2 separate regions of the Homo sapiens genome follow, and region 2 is linked to region 1. The links are chromatin contacts, found by Hi-C or POLR2A ChIA-PET in ENCODE. All regions are on one chromosome and are shown on one strand. The core of a region is the stretch at or near the end of the contact, and the rest is flanking DNA. Distances in the headings are between cores, read along the strand shown.

What was found. A loop is a pair of places that touch in the nucleus more often than their neighbours do. ChIA-PET counts read pairs that join two places held with the same protein, here RNA polymerase II (POLR2A). Pooled maps may share reads with other maps.
Region 2: a loop to region 1 is called in a map of right lobe of liver, with 3 times the contacts of the local background. The contact joins two enhancer-like sites. A Hi-C loop is called at or near these places in 2 of 168 maps with a recorded cell type or tissue (breast epithelium and right lobe of liver) and 3 of 50 pooled maps. POLR2A ChIA-PET finds 5 or more read pairs at or near these places in 4 of 52 experiments (CD8-positive, alpha-beta memory T cell, PC-9, T-cell and 1 more).

Annotation. Positions count from the first base shown.
Region 1 is chr20:4,785,321-4,792,374 of GRCh38, forward strand. It overlaps RASSF2 (Ras association domain family member 2), which reads right to left. Exons shown (of 12, transcript NM_014737.3): 7 at 5,131-5,291; 8 at 4,276-4,377; 9 at 2,897-2,948; 10 at 2,313-2,434; 11 at 911-1,008. Among named protein-coding and RNA genes, the nearest start is that of RASSF2, 35 kb to the right of the region's middle. Within about 2 kb of position 2,616, at least 2 of the 41 ENCODE cell types and tissues checked have a DNase peak (open chromatin) inside an H3K27ac peak, as active enhancers do.
Region 2 is chr20:5,095,278-5,103,110 of GRCh38, forward strand. TMEM230 (transmembrane protein 230) reads right to left here. Exons shown (of 4, transcript NM_001009925.2): 4 at 4,573-5,654. The coding sequence ends at 5,514. It also overlaps the pseudogene RNA5SP474. Among named protein-coding and RNA genes, the nearest start is that of TMEM230, 14 kb to the right of the region's middle. Within about 2 kb of position 5,639, at least 2 of the 41 ENCODE cell types and tissues checked have a DNase peak (open chromatin) inside an H3K27ac peak, as active enhancers do.

The sequences.
Region 1 (7,054 bases), core at 1,366-3,865:
AGAGCAAGACTCTGTGTCAAAACAAAACAAAACAACAACAACAACAACAAAAACTTTAGGACATAGTAAGTGTTCAGTGTGTTATCAGACTAGTTATGATCATCGATACAGCAAATCCAGCAGCGGCTTTATTCTCCAGTGGCAAAAATGAATCATTAATTCCACCATATCTATGAAAGGCAGTCTCTTCTATGACTAAACATAGCAAAGAAATCACAAAATCCTTCCCAGAAAGCCGCTTTATTTTTCAATCCAAATGCAATTTCCAGAAGATAAATGTTACAAAGGGAGGAAGGGGGAGAGGAGAGGATTTTGGAGGCCAGTAGCTCAGGCTACATCCACGGCTAAGACAGCCTTCCTGAAATCCCTGGAACCTCCGGGTCTTGGTTAGCACTCCTTGCCTTCACCCCTTCAGGCAAGGGGTGGTAACACTAGCCCCAGGGACTGCACTATCCCTTGAGGTTACCCCAGACTCTGCCCAAGTCTTCGCAAATAGTCCCTTCTTCAAACACCCGTCAAAGACCCTCATCGGAGTGAGCATCTGTCTCCTGCTGGGAGCCTGATCGTATACTTAAGAAACCAGCGTACAGTCACCTTCCCTATTTCTGCATCTAGACCCCAAAGAAATTTTAAACCAACACCTTCTTTTCAGAGTCTTTCCATAAGAGGGAGGACAAGAGACACTTTGATGTCCCACATCAAAACGAGAAGCTGACACAAGAAGTAGATGAACACACTTAACTGTCACGTCCTCACTTGAAATCCAGGTTTGTCAATGGGCAGCCCTCCAAAGAAAGCCGAGACTCAGGCCCATGCAGCAGCTCAGCACAGTCCCTGCGAGGACCCAGCAGAGGCCCCTCTGTTGAGGCCCCAGGAGAAGTGCACCCAGTGCCCCAGAAGCCACACTTACTTGCGCATCAGCTTCTTTACTTCCCGATCTTCTTCCTCCTGGAGCTTCTGAATGAAGCTTTTAAGTACCGGCATCTCGAACTTTATATACTGGGCCACCTAGAGAGAAAGAAGCAAGTCTGGGTGAATGCCCTTCCCAGCATTATTCCAATTCCTTTCAGGGTTGTCCTTATACAAGGCACAAAGCCTTGGGAAGTCTATTTTTTTCAGAAACCCAGGATTTCCTTAAAGGCAGCAGCCAAGCCTCATTCCTCACCAGGGTGGGAAGGAGTCTGCGATGATCGCTTCGCTTACGTGACACCATCTCATAACTTCTCATTTTTCATGTCATGCATTCAATTCATGATGAGGTGAAGCCAAACACAGAAAAGTACTTTCTTTTGACACAGTGATGCAGAGAAAGAACTGAACCCATTATGTTTAATAAACCCCTTTGTTCTCCCCTAAGAGAATGGAAGGAATCAGGGTTCCAGATGACGATTTGGGTCTCAAGGCTCAAACAAGCATCCAAATATGAACTCGCTTTGGAGAGGCTGTGGGTGGCTATGGGGTGAGTTAAAGTTTAAAAACGGTGCCAGGCATCGTGGTTCATGCCTGTAATCCCGGCACTTTGGGAGGCTGAGGCGGGCGGATCACTTGAGGTCAAGAGTTCAAGACCAGCTGGCCAACATGGTGAAACCCCGTCTCTACTAAAAATACAAAAATTAGCCAGGCATGGTGGTGCACACCTGTGGTCCCAGCTACGCAGGGGTCTGAGGCAGGAAAATAGCTTGAACCAGGGAGGTGCCACTGCACTCCAGCCTGGGCAACAGAGCGAGACTCCATCCCAAAAAAAAAAAAAAAGTTAAAAAATGGCTTCCCTTTCCCCACAAGAATCCCCACCCTGCTCTATCAACTCTTCTCCCTGGGATAAGTACATTTCTCTACCCTATTAATGCTGAGCTTGTCCATGTGACTGGCTTTGGCCAGTGGAATGTGTGTGGACATGACACACCAAATCTGAGTGGAGGCTTCAAATATGCTTACATGATTTGGCCTGGTTTCTCATGCTCCGCCATCTGCCATGAGGACCACACCCATGTGCAGTAACTACTGCCCCAAAAGCCTGGGCCTCTGGGTGAGTCACACAGTGCAGACTTGAACTCAACCCATACTTAGAGTAGAGCCATTGCTACTAGACCACAGAATCATGGGCAAAAAAGCAAATGTTTGCTGTTGTCAGCTACTATGATTTGGAGATGTTTGTTACTCTGCAAAAGCTGGCTTCGAGAGAACCTGGTGCTGAAGAAGTAAAAGGGGGCATGGTCGTTGGTCAAAAAAGTCATTCTATACCCCAGTTACAGGTGGTCCAACCAAATCCCCACCCTCCTGAGGACAGATCGCCTGACCCAAAGGGAACTCACGTCGTAGGTGACTTCCTCCACCTGGTCCTTCTCCATTAGGAACACTTTGGAGATCTGCTCACATGGGCCCTGGAGGATTCGGGCAATCAGCGGGTAATCGGTGGCCTTCAGCTTCTGTTTCTCTGCAACCACACACACCCAGGAGCAGCCCTGAGAGGCCTTTCTCACATTAAGTAGTGGTTAATGCAGGGGTCCAAAGGCACCTTAGGAGATGCCGCCATATACGTCAGGAGACTGATTTATAAGTGAACTATTCCATAGGTGTTGTGAAAAGCAACTTCCTCCCACTCCTCACCCCTCAACAATACCACCATGCCTCAAACTCCTTGGAGGAATTGGGTTTATCTGTCTCTTAAGAAAATCTAGTTCCTCTTTTAATAGGCAGTTAGGTTTAGAATTTGTTTACTGGCCATATAAGGCAATCCCTAGTAGACTCATACAGCAAGCCCATCAGCCTTGAAGGCAAACAACATTTGGAAGTTTCCAAAACTCAAACAACAAGCAAAGGAGGCAGAGGTATTTTTTTAACTTGCTATTTTGAGTTAATTAGAAGTTTTAAAGTACACTGTGGTCTTCAGACTTACCACCACTCGTATGGACCACGTACAAGGCAAACTCCTCTGCTGAATTCTCAATCTGAAGCAGGAGCAAAAGATTCTTGTTGAAAGTTTCTATTTAAACATCCCAACTTCGAGGCTTTTCCTCTTCTTTAGCAATGCAAAGCTAAGTCAATTTTAGGCTGTTTTGAGGGGAGAGCTATTTATCTACAACTCTCAGAAGTGATGAGAAGATCGAGAAGGCAGATGACTTTATCAATAATACAGTCATGCACTTAACCACGAGGATGCATTCTGAGAAATGTGTCACTAGGCAATTTCATTGTTGTGCAAACATCATAGAGTGTGCTTACAGAAACCTGGATGGCATAGCCTACTTCACACCTAGGCCATATGGTATATAGCCTATTGCTCCTAGTGTACAAACCTATACAGCATGTTACTGTACTCAATGCCGTAAGCACTTGTAACACAATGGTAAGCATTTGTGTATCTAAACATATCTAAACACAGAAAAGGTACCATAAAAAATGGATTATAATCTTACGGGACCACTGTCGTATATGTGGTGCATCATTGACCAAATTGGTCATTCTGTAGCACACGACTAGGATAGATAACAGCTATCGTCTATTGCAATGTGCCAGGCATAGTTCTACAAATGTTAAAGGCTTCAACCCATCTAATGCTCACGACGATACCATAGTGAAGTCCCATTATCCTCATTTTATGATGACGAAGCAGAGGCAGGGGCAGGTTAAGTAACCTGCCCAATTCATCCAACTAGCAGGTGCTCAGTGGAGATTTGAACCCAGAGCCTGTGTTCTTAGGTTGTTAGGCTACACTGGCTTCCATTAAAAATAAGAACACCTGGTCTCCAAAAGATCTCTGGTCTCCAAGAGATTGTGGAAAACACAGAGCAACAGAACTTTAAAAGCACTCCTGCACTATAATTTGCACGTCTATTTAAGTATCATATTTCAAAGTAGGTTTCCCAACTGTGTCCCAGAAGTCAATCTTCGCACTGAGCCCAAAACCAGTCAGCAGGCCCCAGGGTCCTTCTAAAGTAGCCCATAAAGGATTTGAGGGCTGATGTTTCTCAAACTTCGGTAGGCATCCAAATCCCCTGCAGGCTTGTTAGACGGCGTCCCTGGCCTACCCCTCACAATTTCTGATTTAGTGGGTCTGGGGTGGGGCCTGAGAATCTGAATTTCTAACAAGCACCCAGGTGATGCTGATGCTGATTCTGTGGACTTTGTCCTGGATCGTGAGGATCTAAAGAACCGAAGCCCTCTGCTCAGCATCCCACAAAACACACAATTTCCATAGCTCCTCGCACAACCACTCTAGGAGTCCCAAGGCACAGCTGTGACCCCATCTGTGGCCACTCAGCAAAGGGAACTTGCCTTAAATTTGTTGAGCAGCAGCTTCAGGACCTGTGGGGTGGTCATGGTGCTGTTGATGCGGACGTTGGTGACAGAGCCATAGGCTGGTGTGAACACGGATGTCTGTCAATAGAAGGGCCCAGCTCAGGGTGGGAGTGGGAACAAGGACCCAGTGCTAAAATCCAGGTGCGGTACAGGGCACAGTGACAACGATACTCAGAATGTACTCCCTGGGAGCCCCCGGCAGACTGGCAAGCAGCAGGCTTTGTAGACAAAGCAACCCTCGGGGTTTGCATAATTCAGTTCATGCTCCACGCTCAAAAAGACCCTTCCTCTGGGACTTCAGCACAAGGCTGTCTCTGACCACTCTCCCACCATGTATTGCCTCCGGGGGTAGGATTTGAACAAAGCAGGAGGAAAGGAGGGATCAGCAAGATGGGGTGGGGTGGGTGGTGCACTGACACCCCAGGTCTGAGACCTGCAGCTCTGCTTCAGCTCTGGGAAAAGCCAGACCATACACCAGCTGGGGGCACAGTGTGCAGGAAGAGGGTAACACGTGGATTTTCTTGGGAGAGACTGATGAGCTGCGTTTATGGGGTCTTCAAGGCTACAGCAGGGACTGCTTTGTACAGCCCCACTGAATTCACCCACCACCTTAAGGGGAACCCACAGGGGGACTTTGAGGCTTCTGACCTGGGGTCCCTCAGCCCTCAGGAAGCCAGCAGGGCTTGCAGCCCACCCACAACCCAAAGACTAAACAGCAGCAAACACTTGGCTTCCCAGGCATCCACACCACCCACCATATGGCTGTAGCCCTGAGGTGGCATCTACCCAGGAAGAGGTCTTCCACCCTCCCCGTCCCCCTGTCCACCTTACCTTATGGTTGTAGAAATGGCCGTTGATGGAGAAGCGGTGGCGTCTGATTCGCCGCTGGTCACTAGGCGTCCTCACATTGCCACGGCGACGCACCCCAACATCACTGCGTGTGCGCATCAGCTGTGGGGTGTCCTCCTGCAGGGGCTTCAGGCCCCTGGAGTCTGAGAGAGGAGAGGGAAATGAACTCTGTCTGTCTGGACCTGGGACATGGCACATGGTCCCCAATTTGTGGCCAGTGCGACAGCACCCACTGTCTCCACAAATATATATTTTATACAAATAATATTTTCTGCTGGGGGAAAAACATAATGCAGAATTTACAGAGAACCTATACAAGGAAAAGTTCAGAGAACAGACTTCAGAGCCGGACTCCCTGGGTTCAAATCCCTGCTCCATGATTGCCATATATCACTAACCTCTCTGTGCCTCGGTGCTTTTATATATAAAATAGGGATAATAATAACACCCACCTCAGAGGGTTGCTGAGGGTTTAAATGAGTTAGTATACATAAAGCACTTAGAATAGTGCCTGGCACAGGATAAGCATGATATAAGAGCTAACAAGATACTGCAAACAAACTCTGACACATGCTACCCACGGATGAACCTTGATGACATTATGCTAAGTGCAACAAGCCAATTACAAAACAGCAAATACTGAATGATTCCACTTATATGAGATACTTAGAGTGTACCTCATATAAGTGTACCACATATAATTGAGGTACACTGTAAGTACATTCTAGGTACATACAAAATTACAGAGACAGAGAGTAGAATGGTGGTTGCCAGGAGCTAAAGAGAGAAGGATGTGGGGAGCTATTGGGAGTTTAATGGGTACAGAGTTTCAGTTTCACAAGATGGAAAGAGTTCTGGAGATGGATGGTGGTGATGGTTGCGCAACATTATGAGTGCTTTTAATACCACTGAACTGTACCACTTAACATGGTTAAGATGGTAAACGTTATGTTATGTATATCTTACCACAATAAAAAATTAGAAAAAATAATGTTTAACAGAACATGTATCTAAAAATATGTGGGGTTCCCATGGCATATGTCTATCCTTGTATGTGTATAAATATACAATACTGACATTAATCACAAGTAGGTTAATCTGCTCTTATTAAAATATATTTAATCCACGTAATATAAAAAAGATTTTGCAAACTGACAATATCTATGAAAATTAAAAATGCATATGGCCTTAAACCCAGAAAGTCCACTTGAAAGAATCCTACACGCTGACAAATGTGTGACGTGACACATGTATAAGGCCGCCGACTGCAAACTCGTTTGTCATAGCAGAGGCTGAAAATGACTTAAATGTCTACCAGTAGGGAGTGATTACATAAATTATCCTTTTTCCATACAGTGAAAGAATGCAGAGCTGTAAAGAATAAGGAAGTTCTTTACAAATGTATATGGAAACATTCCCCCAGATAAACTGATAAATAAAAACTGGGATCTGCACAATGCTACCACTTGTATAACTAGGGGAAGAAAAGAAACTACATCCAACCAGGCGCGGTGGCTCATGCCTATAATCCCAGCATTTTGGGAGGCTGAGGCGGGCAGATCACTTGAAGCCAGGAGTTCAAGACCAGCCTGGCCAACATGGCAAAAACCCATCAGCACTAGAAATACAAAAATTAGCTGGGCATGGTGGCCCATGCCTTTAATCCCAGCTACTCAGGAGGCAGAGGTGGGAGGATCACTTGAACCCAGGAAGCAGAGCCAAGATTGCACTACTGCACTGCATCCTCCTGAGTGACAGAGGGAGATGGGAAGGGAAGGGAAGGGGAGAGGAGGGGAGGGGAGGGGAGGGGAGGGGAGGGGGAAAGAAACTACATCCACCCATAAAGACATGTCAGTGTGTTTTGCTTATATTTGCATGGACTATCCCACGAAGGATGTTCTCGGGA
Region 2 (7,833 bases), core at 4,389-6,888, 310 kb after region 1:
CCTGAGGCACCAGGCCTGCCTCCCACAGAAATCGAAAGAAAACCTATCCTGCCTCTCACTGGGTCATAAATTACACATCGTCCCCTTCCCTGAGCCTTCAGGGAACCGAAGCATGTTCCACTCCTGCCACCGACCTTCCTCATCTTTGGGACTCCTGTCTCGATTTCTCACTGATCACAAAAAATGATCTTCACAAAGTCTTCCTGCATTGTTTCTCTGCCATTTCTATGAAGCTTCTGCAGACTTTGGGAGTTACTGTCTTAGCTAGAGAATAATAGTGGATCAAAGAGGACAGACTATACCCTCTAAGTGCCCCCACACCCAGGGCCACCCATTGGCACTGCCTGAGGAGGTCCAGTCTCAAGGTGAGGAGATGGACTAGGAGGGAAACTGGGCCCCCATCAGTCAGCGCTTCTCAGACACTGACATGCAACTAACAGGTAGGGTTCTTGACATACAGGGCTCTTGCTACAATGCAGATACCGATTTAGGAGAGGAGCCCAAGATTCTGCATTTCAAATTTCCCAAGTGATGTTGATGCTGCCGGTCCACAGACCAGACTGCATTTGCATAGCAAGGAGCAAGACTGAGGGGAGGTGAAAAAATAGAGGAAAAACAAGCTCCATGAGAGGCGATCTGATGATGCTCCAGATCTAAAACCTCTTGTCTTCAAGGACTTCCCTGCAGGGCCTTTCACTTTTTCCAGAGGATTGGAGCACACAGCCTTCCAGGCCCAGCCACATGCTGGTAAAGGGCCAGGGGCCTGAGACCTCCTCACACCCTCCGTCAGCAGCTGTCAGGGAGAGGAGCCCTGCCTGGGCTGGCAATCAACCCTCGCTCCTGCCGCTGGCTCTGGGGTGGTTCTGCCATGGAACAGCAGGTTCAAGATGGCAACAGGGTAACAGATGGTCTCTCTTCCCTCCACCTCTGCCTCATCCCAGGCTCTGCTCCCTGAAGCCAAAGCAGTGATCCTCTTTACTTTCTCAAACAGCAGCTTACTTTGTGCCAGGCTGTGTGAACCACCATCTGGAACTGTTTTTATTTAATCCTCACAATCACCTTGTGAGGTAGGAATTGTTCTATCCCCACTTTAGAAGGAAACTGAGGCCCCATCACTGAACTACATACCTGTGAGGCCAGGAGCCTATGGGACTGAATCTAGGAGAGAAGCCTCAGGATAGGAACTTAATGAAAAATCAAGGCAACTAAGGTGCATTGATTGGTATAGGACCCTTCAAAGGTAAGCAGAAAGCCAGTGCTGTTACTGTCCTTCTACCAGGTTCCCTTACCATACACCAGTGGCAGGAGGTTCTCCTGTGCCAGCTGGTACAGGTAGGTCATGAACTGGGCTCCTTGGCCTGGGCAGAGGGTGCCAGGCAGAGGCATGACTGACCAGGCAGCACCAACTGTGTGAAGAGCAGCTGGCCTGCTAGGCAGCTGGTGGAAGGCCATTTAGGAGTCTGACGTAAATGTAGGTAGGTACTTGCCTACCTATCCATACCTCAAAGGAACATGGTGTCCTGGGATGGAAATGCACACGATTCCAGCTCTTCATTTGATAAACCTAAGTGCCCACAAGCACTGTGCTAGGCTTTGTGGGAGGGTTTAAAACACAGTCTTTGCCCTTAGTGAGGAAAATTAGCATGCTGGATATAAAAGAGTGGTGGAAACTTTAGTGAACTGGAGAATGCTACTCAGCTAAAACTTGTACTACCTTACTTTAGTTGGCTGGAGCCTCTCTGCAATGAAGGACTACCTGATTTTTCAAGTCCCAAATCAAGATCATGTGAACATTTCCCTTTTTAGAAACGAAAAGAACTTGGGGATAGGTGGTCAGAAAATAAAATGGAACAATTCAAAAAATAAATCCTCAAACGCAGGCCAACATGTGGCTGCTAGTTTGCAACCTGTGCTCCTCATTACCCCAGTCCTATATTTTCCTGTTGTACCTCCAGCACCTCACAATTCCTGGCAGAACAGAAGTGCCTCTGGTATGACCACGTGAAGCTCAACCAAGAGACCCACCAGAGTGGCAACGGATCTGAAATTTCCATCATATGCAGAACAGCTGAAGCAACTGGAGAGGGTTTTTAGCCTTGGAAATGACTAACAGGAGGCATAAGAGTTGTTGCAAATAAGAACATCCTTTAAAAAAGTTAGGATATATAGTCTGGTCAACACTTTGGAGTGGGGAGGAGGTTACTTTCAGGTAAAATATACATCTGACAACTGACCACGGTTCCCCAACTACTTCTACTGTCCATACCCACCTCCCCCATTTCTTCACTGGCCCAGTACCTAAAAGCATTTGGCTGTCATATCTGGTAAAGGGAATTCAGGCTTTGCCTTATAATTTTTTTTTGTTTTATTATTTTTTTGAGACGGAGTCTCACTCTGTCACCATCTGGAGTGCAGTGGTGTGATCTAGGCTCATTGCAACCTCCACCTCCCGGGTTCAAGTGATTCTCCTGCCTCAGCCTCCTGAGTAGCTGGGATATAGGTGCCCGCCACCACACCCAGCTAATTTTTGTATTTTTAGGCCAGGCTGATCTTGAACTCCTGACCTCAAGTGATCCACCCACCTCGGCCTCCCAAGTGCTGGGATTACAGGCGTGAGCCACCGTACCAGGCCCAGGCTTTAATCCCAAATATCTCACCTACTTCCTACCTAAGAATCTTATCTAACTCAGGATTTTTTTTTTTTTTTTTTTTTTTTTTGAGACGGAGTCTGGCTTTGTTGCCCAGGCTGGAGTGCAGTGGTGCGATCTTGGCTCACCGCAACCTTAGCCTGCCGGGTTCAAGCAATTCTCCTGCCTTAGCCTCCCAAGTAGCTGGGATTACAGGCATGTGTCACCACGCCCAACTAATTTTGTATTTTTAGTAGAGATGGGGTTTCTCCATGTTGGTCAGGACGGTCAAACTCCCAAACTCAGGTGATCCGCCCGCCTCGGGCTCCCAAAGTGCGGGGATTACAGGCATGAGCCACTGTGCCCGGCTAACTCAGGATTTTTCTAAGGATTAAAATGAGATATGTAATGAAAGTATTTGGCAGAATATCTGGCAAAGGGGTCAAGAAATGTTCAACATTATTATGGAGGTTTAGATCTTTTCTCCCGTCCGAGTACTAACCAGGCCTGACCCGGATTAGCTTCCAAGATCAGATGAGGTCGGGAGCATTCAGGGTAGTATGGCCGTAGAGGTTTAGGTCTTTTCTATAAAACACCAAATAATACAACTATGGTCAAAACACAGAAGTTGCAGGGAGTCTGATTTTGGCTTCATAAATGATACTTCTGTAACAATGCCAGCTGGAATGAGATTACAAGTGTGAATGTTCAAACAGAGCAGCAAAGGTCATTCCTCAGGGGACTCTGGAGGAGATTCCTACCCCAGGTAGGAAGTTGGTTGATTTCTGCTCTGATCCTATGACTACTAAATGCATAGTATGAAAAACTACACTTATAATGTGCATTAACAAGAATATGACTGATCTCCATGGATATGGAAAGATATACAAAATAGAATTGGGGGGGGGAAATTATAGAACCATACAATGGGAGCCCAAGTTTTAAAAACCAGATATATATTTATGTGCTTAGAGCATTTCAGGAAGGGTATATTAAGAAATTTATTTGGAAAATCTTGAGAGGTAAGCTGGAGTGAATGTACACTCTCCACTCCATGCCCAAATGTTTACTTTTCACTTTATACCCTTCTGTTTATTTTTTTGACCAGCAGCATCAACTTTTTAAAAAAGGACCAAATAGGCCAGGCTCAGTAGCTCATGCCTATAATCCCAACACTTTGGGAGGCAAAGGTGGGAAGATCACTTGAGCCCAGGAATTCAAGGCTGCAGTGAGAAATGACTGTGCCACTGCACTCCAGCCTGGGCAGTAGAGCAAGACTCTGTCTCAAAATAAATAAATAAATAAATAAATAAATAAATAAATAAATAAATCAATCAATCAATAATAAATAAAAAAACCAAATCATTTGGTTGGCCAAAACCTTCTGATCTGAGCTTTGCTCGGCAACCACTCTCCAAGATAAAGCTTTATGTATCACCTCACATATTCACTGTCAAGGCTCAGGCACTCTAGATTACTGGACTCCCCAGTCAACATTCCCATTACCAAAAGTCCCTAATCTTGGAGGCTGCTTCAGGTCACCCTCTCTTTGTCCCTCACTTCCTGAGTTTTTTTTTTTTCCTCCAACTATACTCACTCTACTGGTGATCTCAAACAGCCCTCTAGCTTTTAAGATACTGTCCAAATGCTGACTCCCAAATTTCTATTTCCATCCAAGACCCACTCTTAAACTCTAGACACACACATGCATCGCAACTGCCTCCTCAACAGCTCCACTTGGATATTGAGTAGACATCTAAAACTTGCTCTTCCCACAGCCTTGCAACTCAGCTGATGGCATGTCCAGGCTTCCAGTTGCCCAAGTCCATAACCTCAGAGTTAGGGAAAGTTGAGTGTGACCCACAATGCCAGCTACCTAGAAACTAAGGTAGATCTAGGTACTGGGATTAAAGATATCATAAAATCATTAAAATGTTTTCTGAAATGTTTGAAGTTAACTCATTTTATTTCTAGGATTTGGATTTCAACATTTTAATTTCTTTGGAATATAAGTCACTTTTTGCAAGCTAAAAAATAGAATCAAACTAAGGTGATCTAGTCCTCTAGGCATCCAGGCTGATCCTTGGAATCATGAGCAGAATGATGACATACTACAAGGTGCTAGCAATACGGCTATAAACTCTAAATAATAACCACTACATGTTTCATTAGGAAACAGCCAAAAGTCCGGCCGTTAAAGGAATAATCTGCAGAACATCTTGATTTACAAGGGACAAAATGATGCAAATTATATGCTGTCCAACCTACTGGTGAACTGGATCAGAATGGTCCAAGGACTGTTAAACAGAGGAAGTATTTACATTTTGAAAACTTGCTCTGCAGGATAAAAAAATTCCTGGTTGCTGTCAGTAAGAAAGCAAGTAAAAAAAATATTACAGATGAACTCACTGATCTTTGATTTTACTAAGGTCTTCCACTGGAACATGAAGGTAGGGATAAGTGTACAGGATAATATACTCAGATATTTTTAAAATAAATTACTTAATAATAAGAAATTAGCCATACCACATTGTTCCATTTGCTACAAGAACAAATTGGCAATGAAGACTATTTAAAAGAAATGCTCAGCTCTACAGAGGGTGGTGGCAGGCAACACTTTTCCATTACAGAATAACCTCTATTCTTCCATGATACATATTCCTGTGGAAAAACTTGTCAGGGCCCAGGGATGAAAAATAGAGCTTGTCCTAATTAGCTAACTGTAGGTTCACTTAACATCTTTGGGAAGGACCCAAAAAATCTGGCCATTATTTTCTTAAACATCTGCAAGCTGCAGAATTCCTTAGTCCTCAGCTATAGTTTCTGCTAGATATCTTAAAGCTGGGACAGTTCCACTGTGACTCCTCCTCAGCTATGGGGTGGGTGCTAGTCATCAAAGTCTGGAATGTCATCATAGGAGTAACCACGGTAGCCTTTGGATGCATAGTAAGCGATGCGCAGGTGGTAAAATCCGGGTAGGAACACCAGAATGCCAATGATCAGCACTGGAACGGCCCGGTCTGCCCCCTGGTGGCAGAAGGAGGCAAACACATTAGTACCGTAAGAGTTACACATTTTAAAATAAAACGTCACAGACCTAATCCTTAGATCAGTATTTTATACTCTTCAGTACTTTTTCTTTGAGTTGTATACCACCAAGGGAAAAGGTTTCCTCCTGATTATAAATTGAAGACAAACTACAAAATATTAACAATTATAAAGAAAAAAATGACCCATTCTCATCCAGATATTTTGGCTTCTTTTCCTTTTTTTAAAGCTCTTAGTTGTGAACACACCATACTCTGTGTCCTGTGGCCAATATTATTAAAACCTTTTCATACATTTAAACTGTAAGGATGTGTAACATTCCACCGAAATGGACATACTACAGTTTTACCTAACTGCCCCACATACAGCTGCTGGACACTTTGGTTGTTTTTCACCTTTTGTAATTGTACAGATACCACTACAATAAACTCTGTGTTTTTCTCAGCCTTTCAGGTTTTCTTTTCTTTCTCTTTTTTCTTTTTTTTTGAGGTAAGAGTCTTGCTCTGTTGCTCGGGCTGGAGTACAGTGGTGTGATTACAGCTCACTGCAACCTCGACTTCCCAGGCTCAAGTGATCCTCCCACCTCAGCCTCCAAGTAGCTGGAGTTACAGGTGTCAGTCACCATACCTGGCTCATTTTGTACATTTGTTTGTTTGGTAGAGATGAGGTCTCGCTATGTTGCCCAGGCTGGTCTCGAACTCTGGGGCTCAAGCAATCCTCCTGCCTCAGCCTCCCAAAATGCTAGAATTATAGGCTTGAGCCACTGCACCTGGCTGGCTGTGTTCCCTGTTGTGTGTTAATTATAGTCAGAATTGGTTCAAGACAACTTGGACACTGTGTATGTGGGGACAGCCCATGAGAAAGAACCACCAACTACTTTAGGTTTCTAAGGTTTCATATTGAAGCTCAACAGGAACTCCAACCAAACCTACTGTAAGAAGGAACTGACTTACGAGGCACAGTGACCCCACACATATAACAGAATTGCTATTTCTCTCCAAATACTGACAGTATGTCCATGGCACTGCACAGCTACAATGACAGCATGCTGCTCCAGCTACAGCCCTTTACCAATCAGGACTCCTGTATGCCAGGCTCAGCCATGTTGTTCCAAACTATGACAGGGCAAACTGTCTAATATCTCAGAGGCCAAGTTTGCCTACCTGCCACCACCTCCCCTATAGGAACTATGGAAGTTTACTGTTGCTCAAAGGAAGAAAAACATGTTTTGCCAACAGAGAACAAAATGTAAAAGAAAATCTTTTTGGTTTTTCTGCTGGAATCTGCTGTACCAGACATGAATATAAAAACAAAGATTGAACAATGAAAAAAATCTAAAACCTGAATAGACAAAGAGTAATGAGATTAAGGCCATAATAAAAAGTCTCTTAGCAGAGAGAAGCCTGGGACTAGATGGTTTCGCTGCTGAATTATACCAGTTAAAGAATTAATACTTGGCTGGGCATGGTGGTTCACTCCTGTAATCCCAGCACTTTGGGAGGCCAAGGCAGGCAGATCGCTTGAGCTCAGGATTTCAAGACCAGCCTGGTCAACATGGTAAAATCCTGTCTTGACAAAAAATACAAAAATTAGATGGGCATGGTGGTATATGCCTGTGGTCCCAGTTGCTAGTGAGGCTGAGGTGGCAGGATCACATAAGCCGGGGAGGCAAAGGTTGCAGTGAGCTGAGATCGCACCACTGCACTACACCTGCATGACAGATGAGACCCTGTCTCAAAAAAAAAAAAAAAAAAAAAGAATACTAATCCTACTGAAACTATTCTGAACAGACATGGAGAGAATACTTCCAAACTGATTCTACTAGGCCAGTTTTACCCTGATACCAAAACTAGGCAAAGACACATCGAAAAAACAAAAATAGGCCAATATCCCTGATGAACATTGATGCAAAAATCCTCAATAAGGAGGATAATACTAGCAAACTGAATTCAACAATACATTAAAAAGATCATTCATCAGGACCAAGTGGGATTTATCCCAGAGAGGCAAGGATGGTTCAACTTATACAAACCAATCAATGTGATAAAATCGTATCAGCAGAATGAAGGACAAAAACCATATGATTATTTCAATCGATGCTAGAAAAGCATTTGATAAAATTCTACATCCACCGGGTGTGGTGGCTCACGCCTGTAAT